Linked DNA regions of Homo sapiens: region 2 is linked to region 1. The links are chromatin contacts, found by Hi-C or POLR2A ChIA-PET in ENCODE. All regions are on one chromosome and are shown on one strand. The core of a region is the stretch at or near the end of the contact, and the rest is flanking DNA. Distances in the headings are between cores, read along the strand shown. Region 1 has its middle 65 kb from the start of USP11. Region 2 holds the start of CDK16 (cyclin dependent kinase 16).

Region 1 (4,388 bases), core at 1,363-3,862:
TTTATTTTGTAGACGGAGTCTTGCTCTGTCACCAGGCTGGAGTGCAGTGGCACAATCTCGGCTCACTGCAACCTCTGCCTCCCAGGTTCAAGGGATTCTCCTGCCTTAGCCTCCCAAGTAGCTGGGACTACAGGTGCATGCCACCACGCCCAGCTAATTTTTGTATTTTTTAGTAGAGACGGGGTTTCACCATGTTGGCCAAGATGGTCTTGATTTCTTGACCTCATGATCCACCCGCCTCAGCCTCCCACAGTGCTGGGATTACAGGCGTGAGCCGCCGCGCCCGGCCCACAGCTTTTTTTTTTTTTTTTTTAGAGACAGTCTGATTCTGTCACCCAGGTTGGAGTACAGTAGGTCGCAGCTCACTGCAGCCTTGAACTCCTGGGCTCAAGCAATCCTCCCCGCTCAGCCTCCCAAGTAGCTGGTACTACAGGTGTGTGCCATGATGACTGGCTATTTTTTCTTTCATTTTTTATTTTTGTAGAGACAGGGTCTCACTATGTTGCCAAGTCTGGTTTCAAACTCTTGGCCAGGCTGGTCTTGAACTCTTGACCTCAAGTGATCCTCCCACCTCGGCCTCCCAAAGTGCTGGGATTGCAGGTTTGAGACATCACACCTGGACTAATCATGATATTTCTGACAGTCATACGTTAGAAATTTCTAAAAATGGGCCAGGTGTGGTGGCTTATGCCTGTCATCCCAGCACTTTGGGAAGCCGAGGCAGGTGGATCGCTTGAGGTCAGGAGTTCAAGACCAGCCTGGCTAACATGATGAAACCCTGTCTCTACTAAAAATCCAAAAAATTAGCCAGGTGTGGTGGCATGCACTTGTAATTTCAGCTACTCGGGAGGCTGAGGCAGGAGTATGCTTGAACCCGGGAGGCAGAGGTTGCAGTGAGCTGAAATCGCACCACTGCCCTCTAGCCTGGGCAACAGAGCAAAATTCTGTCTCAAAAAAAAAAAAAAAAAAAGAAAGAAAAGAAAATTTTTTAAATGGAAAAGATAATTGTCATTTTTTGCTTATTTAGAAATAATGGAACTCTGCCTGTGAGAAGAAACCCTGAGTATATCTGCTTTAAGTTTTATTTATTTATTTATCTATTTACTTACTTATTTGAGATGGAGTTTTGCTCTTGTTGCACAGGCTGAAGTGCAATGGCGTGATCTCAGCTCACTGCAACCTCTGCCTCCCAGGTTCAAGCGATTTTCCTGCCTCAGCCTCCTGAGTAGCTGGAATTACAGGCACCCACCACCACACCCAGCTAAGTTTTGTATTTTTCGTAGAGATAGGGTTTCGCCATGTTGGCTGGGCTGGTCTTGAACTCCTGACCTCAGGTGACCCGCCTGCCTCAGCCTCCCAATGTGCTGGGATTACAAGCATGAGCCACCGTGCCCGGCCAAGTTATTTTTATGTTCTCTTAGAGTAGGGCCCAGCAATCAATGACCTGTGACCAAATATGGACCACTGTTTTTGTTTTTGTTTTTGTTTTTGTTTTGAGACGGAGTTTCACTCTTGTGGAACAGGCTGGAGTGCAATGGCGCGATCTCGGCTCACTGCAACTCTGCCTCCTGGGTTCAAGTGATTCTCCTGCCTCAGCCTCCCGAATAGCTGGGATTACAGGCATCCGCCACCATGCCCAGCTAATTTTTTGTATTTTCAGTCGAGACAGGTTTCACCATGTTGGCCAGGCTGATCTCGAACTCCTGACCTTGGTGGACTGCTGCTTTTGTAAATAAAGTTTTATTGGAATAAAAAAAATGATTAGCATTTCTATATATTATCACCAAAATTTGAAACACAATACCATACATAATTGCTCTAGAGAAGATAAAATACTTAGGTATACAGCTAACAAAACATGTAAAGGGTTAGTATTTTTAAAATTACAAAATATAGGCTGGGCATGGTGGCTCACGCCTGTAATCCCAGCACTTTGGGAGGCCGAGGCAGGCAGATCACCTGAGGTCAGGAGTTCAAGACCAGCCTGGCCAACATGGTGAAACCCCGTCTCTACTAAAAAATACAAAAATTAGCCAGGCATGGTGGCGCACGCCTGTAATCCCAGCTACTCGGGAGGCTGAGGCAGGAGAATCGTTTGAACCTGGGAGGCAGAGGTTGCAGTGAGCAGAGATTGCGCCATTGCACTCCAGCCTGGGTGACAGAGTGAAACTCCTTCTCAAAAAAAAAAAAAAATTACAAAATATAAATGAAAGAAATCAGAGGAGATCCAAATAAATAGAGAGACATATCATGTTCATGGATTGGAAGACAACACGGTAAAAAGGAGTGGAGTGCAGTGGCTCATGCCTGTAATCCCAGCACTTTGGGAGGTCAAGGTGGGAGATGGCTTGAGGCCAGGAATTCAAGATCAGCCTGGGCAACATGGTGAAACCCTCTCTCTACCAAAAATACAAAAATTAGTCAGACGTGATGGTGTGCACCTATAGTCCCAACTAGTCAGGAGGCTGATGTAGGAGGATTGCTTGAGCCCAGGAGAAGATCAAGGCTGTAAGTGAGCTGTGATTGCACCACTGCACTCCAGCCTGGATGACGAAGCGAGACTCTGTCGCAAAAAAAATAAAGGCCAGAAAAAGCCAAACCTGCTGGGTTACATTCCCCGAGGGTTGGGCACTCTTGGTCACAAGATGTTCATGGTTGAGGGAACAAGGTAATAATGTTAACTAACTGAATAAAGACCCAGAACTTATGGAAATGTCCTAGTACTTTAAGAAGAAAAAGCATTCTTAGTTTAAGAATAGGTTTTGCTTTAGAGATAAGAGTAACATAGGAAAGTGACAACACTAATAGTCTGTCACAAGCTGATCAGAAACCTTTGCTGTAGAGTACACTATTATTTTTTATTATTTTATTTTTTTTATTTATTTTTGAAACAGGACCTTGCTCTGTCACCCAGGCTGGAGTGCAGTGGCACAATCTTGGCTCACTGCAACCTCAACCTCCCTGGCTCAGGCGATCCTCCCACCCCAGTCTCCCCAGTAGCTGGGACTACAGGTGTACATGCATCACCATGCGCAGCTCATTTTTTTGGTACTTTTTATAGAGACAGGGTCTTACTATGTTGCCCAGGCTGGTCTCAAACTCCTGAGCTCAAGTCATCCTTTCGCCTCGGACCCCCCAAAGTGTTGAGATTTCAGGTGTGAGTCACCACCCCCAGCCTAAAAAATCCTCATGACCTCAGGCCTGACGAAGTGTCATACATAACGCAAAATCATAATCTATAAAATGAAAATGTGATTAATTGAGCTTCATCAAAACCAAAAATTTTTGCCCTCAGAGAGACTCTTTGAAGAGAATGAAAAGACAAGCTACAGACTGGCAGAAAATATTTTGACAGTTTCTTATAAAACTAAACATGAAACTACCATATGACCCGATATTACATTCCTGGGCATCTAGCCCAGAAAAATGAACATTTACATTCACACAGAAACCTGTACAATGAATGGCTTTAGCAGCTTTATCCATAACAGCCAAAAACTGGAATTAGCCCAGATGTTGTTCAGTGAGTGAATGGTTAAATAAACAGTGGTACCTCCGTATGATAAATGCAACAGCTTAGTTGGATCTCAAAGGAATTATGCTGAGTGGAAAAAAAGCCAATCTCAAAGGTTTTATACTGTGTGATTCCATTTATGTACCATTCTTGAAATAACACAATTACAGAAATGGAGAAAAGATTAGTGGTTGTCAAGGAGACAGGGATGGGGAGAAGGGCCTATGAAAGGCTAGCAGCAGCTCTTTGTGCTGAGGGAATGATTCTGAATCTTGATGGTAGTGGTCGTTATATGAATCTACGCATGTGATTTGTGTAACGAATGATTTGTGTGTGTGTATGTATGTGGTGCAATTGCATAGCAGTACACACACACACACACACACACAAATGAGTGCTTATAAAACTGAAGAAATTTGAGTTAAATTGGTGGATTGTACCAGTATCAATTTCCTCCTTTTGATATTATACTATAGTTATCAAAAATTGCATAAATTATTCACAGAACCTCTGTACTTTTTTTTTCCAACTTCAACAGAATGTATCATTATTTCTAAATTAACAGTTAAAAAGGCAGTGAGTGGTGGCTCCCACTTGTAATCCCAGCACTTTGGGAGACTGAGGCAGGAGGATCACTTGAGCTCAGGAGTTTGAGACCACCCTGGGCAACATAGGGAGACCTAATCTGTACAAAAAAAAAAAAAAAAAAAAAGGCCAGGCGCGGTGGCTCACGCCTGTAATCCCAGCACTTTGGGAGGCTGAGGTGGGCAGATCACGAGGTCAGGAGATGGAGACCATCCTGGCTAACACGGTGAAACCCCGTCTCTACTAAAAATACAAAAAATTAACCAGGCGTGGTGGTGGGCACCTGTAG
Region 2 (4,388 bases), core at 875-3,374, 79 kb after region 1:
AATGCTATTAACATAAAGTGAACCTTACAGATAGATCTCTAACCAGTGTTACCCACACTCAGGCCCCTTCACAGCTACGACCATCCTTAACACACATTCCAGTCCTTCCACTGTCCTGTCCCCTCTGTCAGCACAAACTGAGTCTTCACTCAGGCCTGATTTCTATTAGCACACGCCGGGCCTCACACAGTCCTGCCTCCCCATTAGTGCACCCTGAACCCTTACTCAGCCCTATTCCGCAGGGACACACAAACACACTGTTCTACCATGGCCTGACCCTCATTAGTGCACACAGGTCTCATTCAGCCCTGACTCCCATTAGCACACACTTCAGCCCTCCCTAGCTGTAATCCACTTTAGCACACCGAGATCATCACACATTCCTGTCCTCTATTGCTCTCTGCTCAGAGATATCTCCACAGATATAATCCTTGTTGGTTCACACTTAGATCCCTTCATGAAAGCCCTGATCCCCCTTATTACACACTAGATCCCCTCCGCAGCCCTACCCCCGAGTAGCACCCCCTGGAACCTCAACATACTCTGGTCCTCCGCGGACACAAGGGCACAATCTTCACAAGGTTCTGATGCTTATTAGCATATTCCAGACTTCACACAGCTGACTCTCGAAATGGCACACATTGAAGTGCCTCTATGTCTCTAAACCCACATTAGCAACCACCAGTACTTCTATTACCCTGCTCCTTCCTAGTGTGCCCTCGAGACTCACATTCCCTGTGTCCATGGACACACTCACACCTCACATCACCTTTACCCTTCGTCCACTAAGCCTCTGACAGTGCTAAGACACTTCCCCACCACTCCTTCCTGGGCCCAGACAGACACGCAATTCTCATCTCCTTTAGGCCAGGCTCAGGTATTCCACAGTCCTTCCTCCGTTAGATACCCTCAGGTCCTTCCTCCACTCTGCCCTCATTAGCATATACTGGGTCCCAAACTACCTAGACCTTCGAGGCCACAGGCATACACCCTCTACAGCCATGACCCCCACTGGCGCACACACCACACTCGAGTCCTTCAGCTACCTGCCCTCCACAAGCACACACTGCATTCTCACACACTGCAGGCCCCACGGACAGACACGCAGTATTAACACCATCCAGGGCCTCATCGCCACGCACCAGGCCTCAGAGCCCTGACCCCACCAACACACGTTCTGGTACCTGTGCCACCCTGTCCCCCATGAACACACACCGGGCCTCTCTGCGGACATAATCCCTATGAGCATGTCTTAGAACTTCCTCGACACCCTACCCCCCGTTATACACCCTCGGGTCCCTCACCCGCTCCGCACCCCGCCCTCCTTCCACAAGCACACACGGGGCCTTGAACCTTACACGACTTATTGGCGTGAGGCTTACTGCCACATGCTCCGACCCCCATCAGCAACCCCCCCAAGTCTTTCACCCCATTGTCACCCATTTCCACACCCTTTGGTCCTTTGACTCCCCCAGGTCCCCATTAGCACCCACAGCACTACCCAACCCCAGCTCCCAGGACAGGCCCAGGGCGGGGCCAAGGTCAGGGAGGCCCCAAATGACCCCCCGCCCCGGTGCATTCTGGGAAATTCGCCGGGGGTGGGGGCACCTGCCAGCCCCGCAGCCCAGACCCCTGGGCACCGCCCGAGGTGGGTTCTGAAGGAGGAGGGGCAGCCTCCACGCCTCGGGGACGCGCTCACCGGCGGGGGCGCGCGAGCAACCTCAGAGCCGCGGGGCCGGCGCGGCGGCGCCTGGGGCGGCGGCCCGGGATGAGGCCGCGCGACCTCCTTCTCCTCCTGTTCGCCGCAGGCGCCCGTCCCAGTAGTCTTCAGCCATGGTTGCTGGGCCCGGGCCGCCGCCGGCTGAGGAGGAGGAGGCGGCGGCGGCGGCGGTGGCTGAGGCGGAGGCGGCGTCCCGCTCAGCCGGCCATGAGCTTGGCCGCTGCGGGCGATGCCCCCGGACTCGTTGGCGCCGGCTTGAATCCGAGTGCTCACGGCGGCTCGCGGCACAGAGCGGTCTGATCGCGGAGTGGCGGCGGATCCCAGGGCCGAACAGCCAACGGCCCAACCGCCGCGCGCGCCGCGCTCCGCGCATGCGCACGCAGGCGCTCGGAAGGGTGAAGTGGAAAGGAGGGGACTCACCTCGGACTGCATGTACCAAAGGACCCGTCCGCAGCGGGAGGGGACGCGGCCATCGCGAGCCCAGAGGAGGATGCGGCGCCAAGCCGGAGACGGCACCAGGGAGAACTGTGGAGGCTGTTTAGTACTCAGTTCCGATCTTGGCAGAAGTTTGCTAGCGCCTAGGTGAGCAGTGGCCAGTAACCTGGCGCGTCAATCACCACTCGTTCCCCCTACTCGGTCTCACTTGGTACATCCCCATGGTGGCAAACGGGACTTTTGCAAGGAGGAAAAAAGACAAATGAAGCACTCAGTTCTAGTCCCTTGAGGTGCTTGGGGAGGAAGGCATTTTAAAGGTTCGCGAGAAGATGACTTTTCGAGGAGAGGCAGCCTGAAGAGTTATTGGCCTTTACCACCTTAGCTAGGACGGCCTATCCCCGCCCAACTGCCCCCTCCACCGCTACCTCATTCCCGTAGTGAACGTGTGCAGCCCCGCCCTTTGAGGTTGTCGCCCAGCCAATCTGATTTGCTCTCTGTGGCGAGGCCGAGCAAGAATAAAGGGCGTGGCTGACTGAAGAGGCGTGATTTCGCTCTCTACCCGACTCCGCACGCCTCCGCCCAGGTTTCATAGGTTTTCACCGTCGGCGGGGGTGGGGTCTCCTTTTTGTTCTGAGCTCCTCCTTCGCTATAGGCCGAATATTCCGCAAGGTGATTGGTCATAATTGCGCTCAATCGAGTCTCGTCCCGCCTTTAGCCCGCCCTCCATCTCATACAGCGGGCCTCCCGGGGTGGAACCCAGGCTGAGAAAGAAGGAAAGAGGCGGATCCTTAGAGGCGCAGGAGCCGCTACTGCGCATGCTTGGAACTTCGAGCGGGGCGGAGCCTCTTTTCTGCCTCACACGAGTATTTGCATAGGCGCCGTGCGTTGGATTTTCCTGCCACCTCTCTTGCCCGGCACAGCCCCTCCCGTGCCTCCCCTCACTCTGAGGGTTTTTTGTTTTGTTTTGATGTCAGTCAACACAAGTAGAACACTCCGCGGTTTTATTTCCATTTTATTTATTGGGCGCATGTTGTGTGCCAAGTACTACCAGGCCGACCTAATCCTTCACTTCCTTCTGCCTGGAAAACCACACTATCCCCAAGTCCAGCTCAAAGGGCTGCAACCTCCAGCAGGCCTTCTGGCACATCCTTACACTACCCTGTTCCAAGGCAGCCTCCCCGCCTCTTCCGGGCTTCCCTTTATGGCAGCCTTGATCACAGCAGTTAGGATTTTCAGTAAGGTTTACATTAGTGAGATTTCCCGGGCCATGATGGGAGTGGAAATATTTGACAAAGATAAAAGTCCTCGCCTTGGCATAGAACAGGCTCATCACTTCTCTGACCTCATCTCTTCCTCTTCTTCCCCTGACTCACTGCCACCATACTAGCGCTCTTTCTAGCTGTTTGAGTGAAACGGGCACAATCCAGCCTCAGGGGTTTTGCATTTGCTGTGGTTCCCTTTGCCTGGAATGCTGCTGGCCCACATCCACGTGCCTCATTCTCTCACTTCTTCCAGGTGCTTGCTTCAAAGTCATCTCCATGAAGCCTTTCCGATTTAAAAATTCCTACCTGCACTGCCATCATTCCAGATCCCCAGATCGGGCTCTATTCCTCGCCTTTTGAAGAGCACTGATCAACTTCTAAGGTACAATTTGCTTACTGTGTTTATAATCTATTCTGGGTGTCAACCTAGCAGAACGTAAAACCCCAAGAGGACAGGGATCTTTGTTTTATCCACTGCTGTCTCACGTGCCTAGAAAGTGACTGGCACACAGCACACAACAAATGTTTGTTGAATGCCTGCCAGAGCAGGCCAAGAAAATAAAATGATCAGAAGGAGGTGGGCAAATAGTTCCAGGCAGTGACAAGAGAAACCTTTGTCCCACCCTATCCTTTGTGGCTGCTGGGTGCAGGGGGCTCGGTGCAATGACGCAACCCCCGCCTGCTAAGCCCTGATCTCCCATCTGGCTGGTGTTAACAATGGTAGACTGGTAGACAAACCGCAGAAGTAAAATGGAATGAGGTGGAGGGGGAACAACTAAGATGCAACCAGGATTCATGCATGACTCAAAAGCTTGTTTTGATGGAGAAGGGTGTCAGGCACGAATAAGGTGTCAAGGAGATCCAGGAGTTGTGGTGGGGAAGACATGGAGCCGTAATGGGGGAGGTGCAGTGAACAAGGTGTCTATAGAGTATCCGCAAAGGAGCTGGCATACTGGAGAAAGAAGACAACA

Evidence for each region. A loop is a pair of places that touch in the nucleus more often than their neighbours do. ChIA-PET counts read pairs that join two places held with the same protein, here RNA polymerase II (POLR2A).
Region 2: a loop to region 1 is called in a map of PC-9, with 5 times the contacts of the local background. The contact joins the promoter of CDK16 here to the enhancer-like site in region 1. A Hi-C loop is called at or near these places in 3 of 168 maps with a recorded cell type or tissue (HepG2, PC-9 and posterior vena cava). POLR2A ChIA-PET finds 5 or more read pairs at or near these places in 7 of 52 experiments (Caco-2, GM12878, H1 and 4 more).

What each region holds. Positions count from the first base shown.
Region 1 is chrX:47,296,240-47,300,627 of GRCh38, reverse strand. No RefSeq gene overlaps it. Among named protein-coding and RNA genes, the nearest start is that of USP11, 65 kb to the right of the region's middle. Within about 2 kb of position 2,612, at least 4 of the 41 ENCODE cell types and tissues checked have a DNase peak (open chromatin) inside an H3K27ac peak, as active enhancers do; they include PC-9, where a contact is called at or near this core.
Region 2 is chrX:47,216,417-47,220,804 of GRCh38, reverse strand. It overlaps CDK16 (cyclin dependent kinase 16), which reads right to left and starts at 2,124. Exons shown (of 16, transcript NM_006201.5): 1 at 1,700-2,124. LOC105373194 (a long non-coding RNA gene) reads left to right here and starts at 2,155. Exons shown (of 3, transcript XR_949047.4): 1 at 2,155-2,302; 2 at 3,671-3,799. RefSeq lists silencers at 1,611-1,680, 1,691-1,800, 1,821-1,980, 2,681-2,790 and enhancers at 1,398-2,037, 2,181-2,250, 2,371-2,490.